Linked DNA regions of Mus musculus: region 2 is linked to region 1. A link is a contact called in ENCODE POLR2A ChIA-PET data. All regions are on one chromosome and are shown on one strand. Each heading gives the region's core, a stretch centred on a gene start or an enhancer-like site at or near the end of the contact. The rest is flanking DNA. Distances are from core to core; before and after follow the strand shown. Region 1 holds the start of Hipk1 (homeodomain interacting protein kinase 1). Region 2 holds the start of Bcl2l15 (BCLl2-like 15).

The links. ChIA-PET counts read pairs that join two places held with the same protein, here RNA polymerase II (POLR2A).
Region 2: POLR2A ChIA-PET joins it to region 1 with 10 read pairs in Patski. The contact joins the promoter of Bcl2l15 here to the promoter of Hipk1 in region 1. POLR2A ChIA-PET finds 5 or more read pairs at or near these places in 2 of 5 experiments (Patski and embryonic stem cell).

Annotation. Positions count from the first base shown.
Region 1 is chr3:103,788,957-103,793,725 of GRCm38, forward strand. Hipk1 (homeodomain interacting protein kinase 1) reads right to left here and starts at 2,319. Exons shown (of 16, transcript NM_010432.2): 1 at 2,039-2,319.
Region 2 is chr3:103,830,476-103,835,244 of GRCm38, forward strand. Bcl2l15 (BCLl2-like 15) reads left to right here and starts at 2,221. Exons shown (of 4, transcript NM_001142959.1): 1 at 2,221-2,492; 2 at 2,881-3,002. The coding sequence starts at 2,357.

The DNA.
Region 1 (4,769 bases), core at 1,069-3,568:
AGAAAGAACAGTTGACAGATCAGGCTGCTCAGGCTTACAAAGTTATTCAAATTACAAAAGAACCAATTAAAATACAAAGCTAACACGCTGCACAAGTTCCGAGTGTAAGTTCACAGGCAGGTCTGGCTCACTGATCGCTACCAACAAAGCATTGCTAGTTCTGTGCTTATAAAAACAAAAACAAAAAAGGAATGAATTCTGTTTTCCAGAGAAATGTCAACTCTGATTTTTTTTCCTTTCAGGAGGAAGATCTGGTTTGATTTTAAATCTCATTACTGATCAACTTGCTCTAAAATCTGTAAACTACAATGTCCAGAGATCAACTGTTCAGGACGCTATCAAAAAAACGACCTGCCAACCAGCGCCAACATTTTTGTCAGCTGCTTTACCGGTTTGGCAGCCTCTAGCTTCAATCTCAAAAACTTTACCGAAATATTCTTCAAACCAAGAAGAGTATCTTTTTTCGTTTGTTCGGTTGGTTGGTTTGGTTTTTTGAGACAGGGTTTCTCTGTGTAGCCCTGGCTGTTCTGGAACTCACTCTGTAGACCCAGGCTGGCCTTGAACTCACAGAGATGCTCCTGCCTCTGCCTCTGGAGTGCTGGCATTAAAGGTGTGTGCTGCCAAGGAGAGTATCTAAAAGACTCCATCACATTGCAACACTGAGTCCTGAGAAAATTGCATGCAAAGTCTTAAAATAACCAGTTGAATAACAGTGATGAGGTAAAATGAGTCGTTAGGTTTTTAAATGTTTTACAGGAAGCTTTAGGCTTTTAACTGAGCAACCCCCACCCCCAAAAAAAATTGGCAATGGTTTGCATTCTCTATCATCTTAACCAAAAAAAAAACAAAAAAAAACAAAAAAAACAAAATCTTACAGACCATGAATCAAAAATAGCTTTACACAAACAAGAGCAAAATTGTAGGTTTTGCTGAGGCCATCCGCCACTTAATTTAACCCCACTCCGTCTACAGCAGGAAGCCATGCTGCTGTTTTCATCAGTTACTAGGAAACAAGATAAAGAGCGGACTGGGGCAACGGAGTCTACATTTGAAACTCTTGTTTGTGGCTGCACTACACTACTGAGAATTCTCAAAGTGTCACCAAAGAGACAAGAATGCGCATCTTATGAGTATCCACAACTGAGTCACTGGTTATGTAGAGAAAAGATTCACTTACTGGAGCTTGCCCCCACCCCCTCTCCGGCTTCCCGTTCCAGTACCCATTCCCAAACAGGAAAGAAAACGCGCCCAGCATAAACACACAGGCCATTGCTCACGGTTCGTCACCACAACAAACTGGAGGTTAGACCAACGCTCCTAGAGACCAAGTTTTTAGGTCTCGGTTGCCAAGCACAAAAGGGGGACGCTGCCCTACAGAGCTGTTTATAGTGTGGGTCCTACCCAAAGGCTTTTGGTTGTTTCCATCTTTTAATGTTTTGGATTTTGTTGTTCTTGGCTTTAAAGGCGACGACGGACTGCAAAAGTTTAGACCTCTAGCTTTGCCTTGCAGAGATAAACATATAGGTGGGCTGGTCCCCACACAGCGTTACCACCATCACAAATTACATACTCAAAGACTACAGAACATGAACCAAGAGAACAGAAAAGCTTCCATACCAGCCCGACCACCACGATTTACTCTAGATGCGGTTTCCCGGTCCCCAAAGGCACCAATACGCCCAAACTACAGCTACAGGGAGTGGGGTGACATGCACACGCACAAGCACAAGAACCTGCCACCGCAGTCCGCGGTTGGGGTGGAGATCTGTACGGTGGGGAGATGCCAGACGGACCCCTGTCACCTGAGGACAACACGATCTGGAGGGAAAGGCAGGAGGCAGGGGGAGCTGCCCATTTTCTCCGGCACGCAGTCGCGCCTGGCCGCTCGCGACCAGGCGCCTAGGGCCGCGCGGGGCCTGGCGAGAGAGGCACCCCAAGCAAGCCGGCTACCCAAGGGAGTCTGCGGCTCGCTCCGTCCCACCTCGGGGCGCCGACTCCCAAAGTCCACGACCCCAGCCCCTCGCCGAGCCTGACTCACCGCCGGTGTGTGTAGTTCTCAGCCTCGAGTCGGGGCCGCCGCGAGGAGGCGGCGGAGGAGAGGCGATCCGGGGCCCCGCAGCCGGGTCATCATACCCCCCGCACGAGCCGGCCCCGGCCCCGGCCCCCGCCCCCCGGAGCCGTCCCCGCGCCCGTCCTGCGGCCGGAGCCTCGCCAGCCTCCCGCCTGCCCTGCCACCCGGCCCCTTCCCGCCGCCGCCGCCTCAGCGCCGAGCGCTCCCGCCTCGGCCTCCCCTGCGGTCCGGGGCCACGGCCCGGCCCTTCGCTCCGCAGCCGCCGTTGTCACCAGACCCGACAAGTGGAGCCCCGAGCGACCGCCTCCATCCCGCCGGCCCCGCCTCGCCGGAACCATTCAGCCACCTAGCGCCATGACACCTACTGAGGCGGAAGTGCGGAGGAGCGGGAGGGCTGAGATCACTGCATCTTGCCCCGGGCCGCGGGTGTGGGTGGGCCTCCGTGGGGAGCCAGCGTGGACAGTGTGTGGGGACCGGTTTCCCAGTCCTCTCCGCACAGCAGTCTCCGAGGTCGTTTAACCGGCGTTTGGTGGCGGTCGGGTTTCTTACAGTTAGATGTCATCTCAGCTAGTGTGACATCACCCCAAACCAGTGTGATTTTCCCCCAACATCCCAATCACATCCCAGCGATTGGGCAGCGCAGGGAGACATTGACTACCTGGGGATGACTCTGAGGGTTTAGAATTCTCAGTTTTTACTTAAATTGTTTGCTGCCATGTCGATTTCAGGGCAGCATAAGGGATTTAGATGCCTCCCTGTGCTGAAGCGCTCCCACCGTAGAATCTGTTAGGAAATAAAATATCCGAACTCAGCTCCTCCATGCATGCAGTAAACAAAAATTGTCTTACCTCCACGAAGGGTAGAAAGGCGGTGGATTCCGGAAAGTGGACCTGGCATAATGTTTAAGAAAAATGACCCTGAAAACTAGGTTATCTTAGTAGACAGTTGCCAACTCAGCCTCAAGAGATTCTGTGGGACTTGATATGCCTTCCGCGCTGTAAAATGTTGGTTCTTAAAATGAGAAACATTTCTTGGAGTCGAGTATTTATAAGAGTAAGGTAGGATGGTACGTGCCTTTAAACCCAGGATTCATGCCTTTAAACCCAAGATTCTGGAAGGAGAGGCAGATGGATCTCTTGTGAGTTTGTCAACTTGATCTACATAGAGAGGCCCTACCTAAAAGAAAGAGGAGTGCCGGGCAGTGGTGGCGCACGCCTTTAATCCCAGCACTTGGGAGGCAGAGACAGGCGGGATTTCTGAGTTCGAGGCCAGCCTGGTCTACAGAGTGAGTTCCAGGACAGCCAGGGCTACACAGAGAAACCCTGTCTCTGAAAACCAAAAAAAAAAAAAAAAAAAAAAAAGAAAGAGGAGGAGATGGAAAATGTGTTCTTTCTTACAAGAACAGTCTGAACCCCTAACTGACTATCCACCACCATAGATTTTTACCTGTGTCCTGTGAGCAGAGAGCAGGTCTAGGAGAGGCCTTTCTATCAGTTATATTTTTCAGTCCTCACTCATACATCCATGATTTCTTTGGATCTTCACCTAACAAAATGTTTTCTAGGCTATCCTATCATACCTTTTAAGGAAAGTCGTTTGAGTTTCTCCTCTTAACATTGGGAATGGGGAGGAAGTTCATTTCCCTGGAGAGCCAGGGTTAGCAAAATGTTCAATCCCACAGGACAGATTCCCTTGCATATTTTCACAGAAACTTCCTTTCTTGAGTGTTTAGAGAACATAAAGTCCTCATGTTGGGCTGGCCCTGGAAATACCAAGACACAGAATGAATGAACATGCCTGCTTAGATAGCCAAGAAAAAGGCCTGGTGTTAAACAGATCTGCTTAACAAACAAGCTTTAGTTATGAATTGCTCATTTTGCCCTACCTCACCAGAACTCTATGACTGGCTTTTCATTTACTCTCAAGTTATGTCTCTTTTGTGTTTGAAAACATCTCAGATGTTACATGTCAGAGCCTTTCCTGATTGACTCCTGCATTCTCACTCAGCCCTGTCACCTACCTGTTTATTTGTACCAGCTCTTCATATAATTAGTCTCTGTTTTCGTTGTTCTTGACTTGTTTTTTTTTTTTTTCAATCTGTCTCAGTCTTCAGGGAATGTTTAAAAGTGTAGTATTTTTTTCCTCTCTAATGTCATTCACTCATTCGTCCAACAAACTGCTTTATGCCAGACACTCCCTAGATACCAGTTCAGATGAAAGATGAGTAGGATGTAGTCTTCTCCCCCCCCCCCAGAGTTTTCAATCCAGTGAGGAAAAATGCCACACAAATATACATGACTTGAATAATGGAGTCAGAGAAGACCATCAGAGAAGAAAATATCTAAGCATGTTTCAGTCAACAAAGCTTCAAAGTTTAGTGCTGCATAGTCTGTTTTCCATTCAACAAATCTATAGAGTATCTCCTATGTGCGGGACATTGCTGGAAATTAAGGAGGAAACAGCACAGCCTATACACTAAAGGAACTAACTGGATGCAGGATTGGTAAGGCAGGTAGACTCAAGAGTTTTGAAAAGCAGAGGCTTGATCAGAGGAGCAGGACATGGTAGTGGGAAGGTCAGTGAGTGGAGAAAGGGGCAGAACAAGTACTTCCTCTCTCAGACAAGAGCGAGCAGCTGGAGAAGGACTGGGGCTGTGGTCAGTGCTGCAGGTACAAAGTTACTTTTAGTCAGTCCTGGT
Region 2 (4,769 bases), core at 971-3,470, 41 kb after region 1:
CTGACCTCAGTTGGCTCCTCACTCCGAGGGAGAATCAGAGTCCCCGTACAGGTGGGCAGGAGTCGACGAAGAGGTGACAAACAGACTCGAACAAAAGGGAGTGTTGTATCTGAATGGAATTTCTCAAATCGAGCACCAGACTTAGAATACAGAAGAAAAACAAGAAAGCTAAGTGATACAACAGCCAAGGTACATCGAGATGTATAATGGTTCTTTACACAAAACAAAGAAAATGCATACATAAAAAGATGGTGGGAGCCAGGCAATGTATCTGAGATAGGAACAGCCCTATCTAAGATCAGATGAATGGTCTGATGCAATGCTAGTCTATTGTTAAACCCACCACCAGGGGTCCCTTAGTAAATACCTAATACCAGAGGAATAACATATTCCTCTGGGCCTAGTGAAAAATATGCAGCAGGGGAATTCCGTCCTACTAACCCTTTCATGAATAATACAATACTTCAGTTCCTCCTAAAACCACAACCCTTCTACTATTATGTAATGTAGGCTGCCATTCATGTCTGCAATGAGAATTCTAAGTTTACTATTTTGAACTAGCCCTGAGAATACTAGCTCTGATCTGGCAAACTGAGATGCCTGATTACTGACTGTCAGCACTGGGGCATTTCCTCTGGATGAATATCATTCTTAAAAAATTCCAAGCCCAGGGTCAGCTAAAGGACTGCCTAGGACATTGGTGAAGGCCAGACAGTAGAGTTCAACCTGATTTAGGTTTTAGTAAAATCATTTCTTGGAGGCACCTATAATAAAATACTGAAAGAACATACACAGACCCATTCACTGACTAATGCAGGGACAGGTTTGGAGCATTCCTGCCAAGGTTCCAGGAGCCTGAGTTTCCGTGAAACTCTTTGCCTCAGGACGGCGTCCAAGCCTTCAGGCGTCCAAGCCTTCAGGCCTGTCACGCAGACTTCACTCGAGTGGGTGTGGCATCCGTCTATCTGTCTGTCTATATTTGTTCTTTTGTTCATTCATTCATTCATTTAGAATGGGCAGAAAATAGAATATTGCTTCTGACTATGTTGCAGGATAGAAATCCCATTCTGAATAACTGACCTACTGTTGATGCTTGAATTTCTTACTGTTACAATTGAAGCTGTTTATTTTACTGGAAAAGAGAAATGTGGGTGTTAGGTTTGCTGGTAGGTTAGAATGATGTATCTGAGACCCAGACCACAAAGTCTCTCCAGCTAGAGGCTGCCTTATTAATGAAGCCAAGCCCAGATTTGAGAATAGGGCACCGCTGTGCTTGAAGGAATGGGAATCTGGGCAAAAGAGAAATATTTTCAAATCTTATTTTCTGTGTTTTTGAGACAGGGTTTCTCTGTGCAGCCCTGGCTGTTCTGGAACTCACTCTGTAGATCAGGCAGCCACTGCAGGCGAGTGTTCAAGCCTGAGTTCTCCTAAAAACAATAATGAAGTTTAATACTTCAGGACAAACTTCTTGTTAAAGAATGAATCACGGTTTCCTGATTACTAAGCTTTGAGCTAAACAAAGGATATTTACCATTTGCCACATACCAGACATTGTCAGATCATTTCAGATAGTGTTATCTTAATTTGTATAATTTCCCTTTGAAATATCTTGTTACTTTAATTACTCAAATGCCCAACCAGGGTTTTTCCTCCACTGTCCTGGCCTTTATCTTTGCCAGCCTTCCACGAGTCTTAGTCCTTTACTTATTTTATTTTATGTTAGTTTTGCCTAATAAATCCCTAGCCTCAGATGTCACTACTGTAAGGCAGCTTCCCCAGCCTATTGGCTTTTGTCCTCTCCTCATCCACCGTATCTCAAGGGCACAAGAAGCTCTGTGATTTGTCAGTAGCTGCCATTTCTGCTGAAATGTACACTTCACAAGGAGCCATGCCTGTGTCATTTTCTGTGTTGTCTATAGTGCCAAGTATAGTCTTCTACATACAAATGTTCAGTAAATAATTTGTCTAATTGTGCCAAAGGGATGCCCAAGTCAGAAGTTGACCTCTGGTATCTCACCTCCCTTGAAATTACATCAGTTACAGAACCTAGCAGGAAGTATTTCTTAAATTACTCAAGAGAACCTTCTTCAATTCATTACAATTGCTCAACTTACCTCTTCAGTTTATTTCAGCTATAGATAGTTTATCTGTAAGAGCTATCCATTACTCTTACATACTGGCAAGGGTGTGGTTCTGAGATAAGGAACTGCAAAGTCTTTGTCATCCCCTTTGAGCAGTTTCATTTGGAAAGTTAATGGGAACTATTTTAGGACATATCCAATTAGGAAGCAATAAGAGGTAGGCAGCCACAACTGGTTTGCCAGGTTCTCTAACTTCCTGCTAAGCTTTGTGGAGAATGTCTAAAATGAAAAACCCTCGGACTTTTGAGGAGCAAACAGAATGCATCGTGAATTCTCTACTCAAAGACTTCAGGACCCCACTATCCCACGCTGCTAACCGGAACCTATCGGGTGCAGATGAACCATGCTCAGGTAAGGCTCCTAATCTGAGGTGGTGATTACAGGTGGGTAATAGAACCAGAGTCTGCTTCCTCTAGTTCCTCTCAAGCTTTAAAAAGCGAGTCCTAAACTTTTAGCAACATTTGAAATAAAGGATCTTCTCAATAGAGAAGATTATATGACTGCTACTACTGAGAATAGACAATGACAAAACTGTTTAAAAGAATTGCAAAAGTAGCAGAGGCTAGCCTGGTCTACAGAGTGAGTAGACAGCAAGGGGTACCTAGAGAAACCCTCTCTCTCGGGGGTGGGGGGTGGGGTGGGGGGTGGGGGGGGACCAACTATAGAACATTTCTGTTTTGCTGGGATTCAGGAGACTTTCCGTTCCTTCAACATGGTGAACATGTTTTCCCTGTCTTAGGAGAGGATTACTCTTTTGATGTGGCTATCATTGTTGGCCGCCTTCGAATACTGGGTGATCAGTTCAATGGAGAGCTGGAAGCTTCTGCCAATAATATCATTGCGGTAACCATTGGAGGACAGGTCAGATTTTTGCTTTTTAATGTTGTTTGCTGTTCTATTCTATTTCAAGCTTTAATTTCCTCCCTCCTTCCTTCCTTCCTTCCTTCCCTGTTTCTGTATACTAAAAATAGAAATATTCTGTGAGGATTTGGAGGTATATGTTTGTTCAAGAAGCTATAGAGGGAAATGTGATTGCTAATTCTTCAGACATTAATAAAAACCCAGTACTATAGAAGGAACTCATCTTTATCAGAGCTGCCCTTTGTGTGCATAGATCATGTTCATAGTTAACTATTCTTTGAAAATAATCTTTTATGTATATTTGTTATTATTAATTATTACTATTACTGTATGATGTGGGGAGGGGGACACATGTGCCACTGCATGTCTGTGGAAGCCAGAGGACAATATTGTGGAATTCTCCCTTTCCACCTTTGTGTAGGTTTAAGAGATTGAACTCGGGTCACCAGGCTAGTGTGGCTAGTATCTTTATTCCATTATTCATATTTTTAGTGCTTAATTTTGTTGGGAGTGGGCTCTTCCCCTTATCCCAGGGTCTAGCAGTAAGATTCAGAAATATTGCATAGTTTAGAAATCTGATGCAATTAGAGTTAACCTCTTAAAGGAGCTTGCTGGCTTCTCATCAGAACTCTGATTACTGGCAATAGCACTTGGACTTTGTATTAGCCTGAAGATAATAAAACCATCTTCCAGCAGATGTTGCTGATTATATCAACAGCAGCAAGTACTTATTACTTGCCATTATTTCATTGTTTAATCATTATACTTGTGTGTAAATCATTATAGAAACTGCTACTCCTAGAATCTCTGAATCAGCATATGAGACCATACGCAAATATCAAGCCTGCTCTCTTCCCAGCAGTATTCACTAATTTTGAATCGTGCCTTACACACAGTAGGCCTGCAGGGTGTACTTCCTGATTCCATACCATTTAAGAACATAAAAGAAATAAAGTCATAAGGAAACAAGTAAGAAACATACTCTATAAATGTTGAAGATAGGACTGGAGAGATGGCTCAGCGGTTAAGAGCACTGACTGCTCTTCTGAAGGTCCTGAGTTCAAATCCCAAGCATCCACATGGTGGCTCACAACCATCCGTAATGAGATCTGACACCCTCTTCTAGTGCGACTGACTACAGCTACAGTGTACTCACATACAATAAATAAATCTTAACAACAACAGCAACAACAACAACAAAAAATGTTGAAGCTAGGTTTTGAGCCCAGACTTACTTACAAGCACACTTTATTCTTCCCAGTGGACAGTTTAGCGGATGTGTCTGCCTCACATTCAGACAGAAGCTTACTTCTAGCTACTGGCCTTGAGGCTGCCATAAGTGGCTAAGAGTTGGGTCTACTTTTTTCTTCTATATTTTGGACAACAACAACAACAACAACCCCAACACAATAACAAACCAACAACCCTGGATGGAGAAAGACATTTGAAACAATTTCAAACTCAAGTTGGAAATATGGTATAGAGAACTTCTCCAGACATTTGAGAATAGTTAACAGGACAGTTCCTTACTCTGCAATGCTTTTATATTTCCTTCAAGTAAGAAATGAACAGTGACACAGTAGTACTGAATCCTTACTGTTCACTCAATTTTTGTCACTTATCCCAACAATATAATTTATATTATACCCAAAGCCAAAAATACCTAGGCCAGTTTCATGGGTGGCATTTAGTTAGGTATCCTAGTCTCCTTTGGTCTGTATTGGTCCCTTAGTCTTTTCTTATATTTTATGGCCTTGACATTTGAAG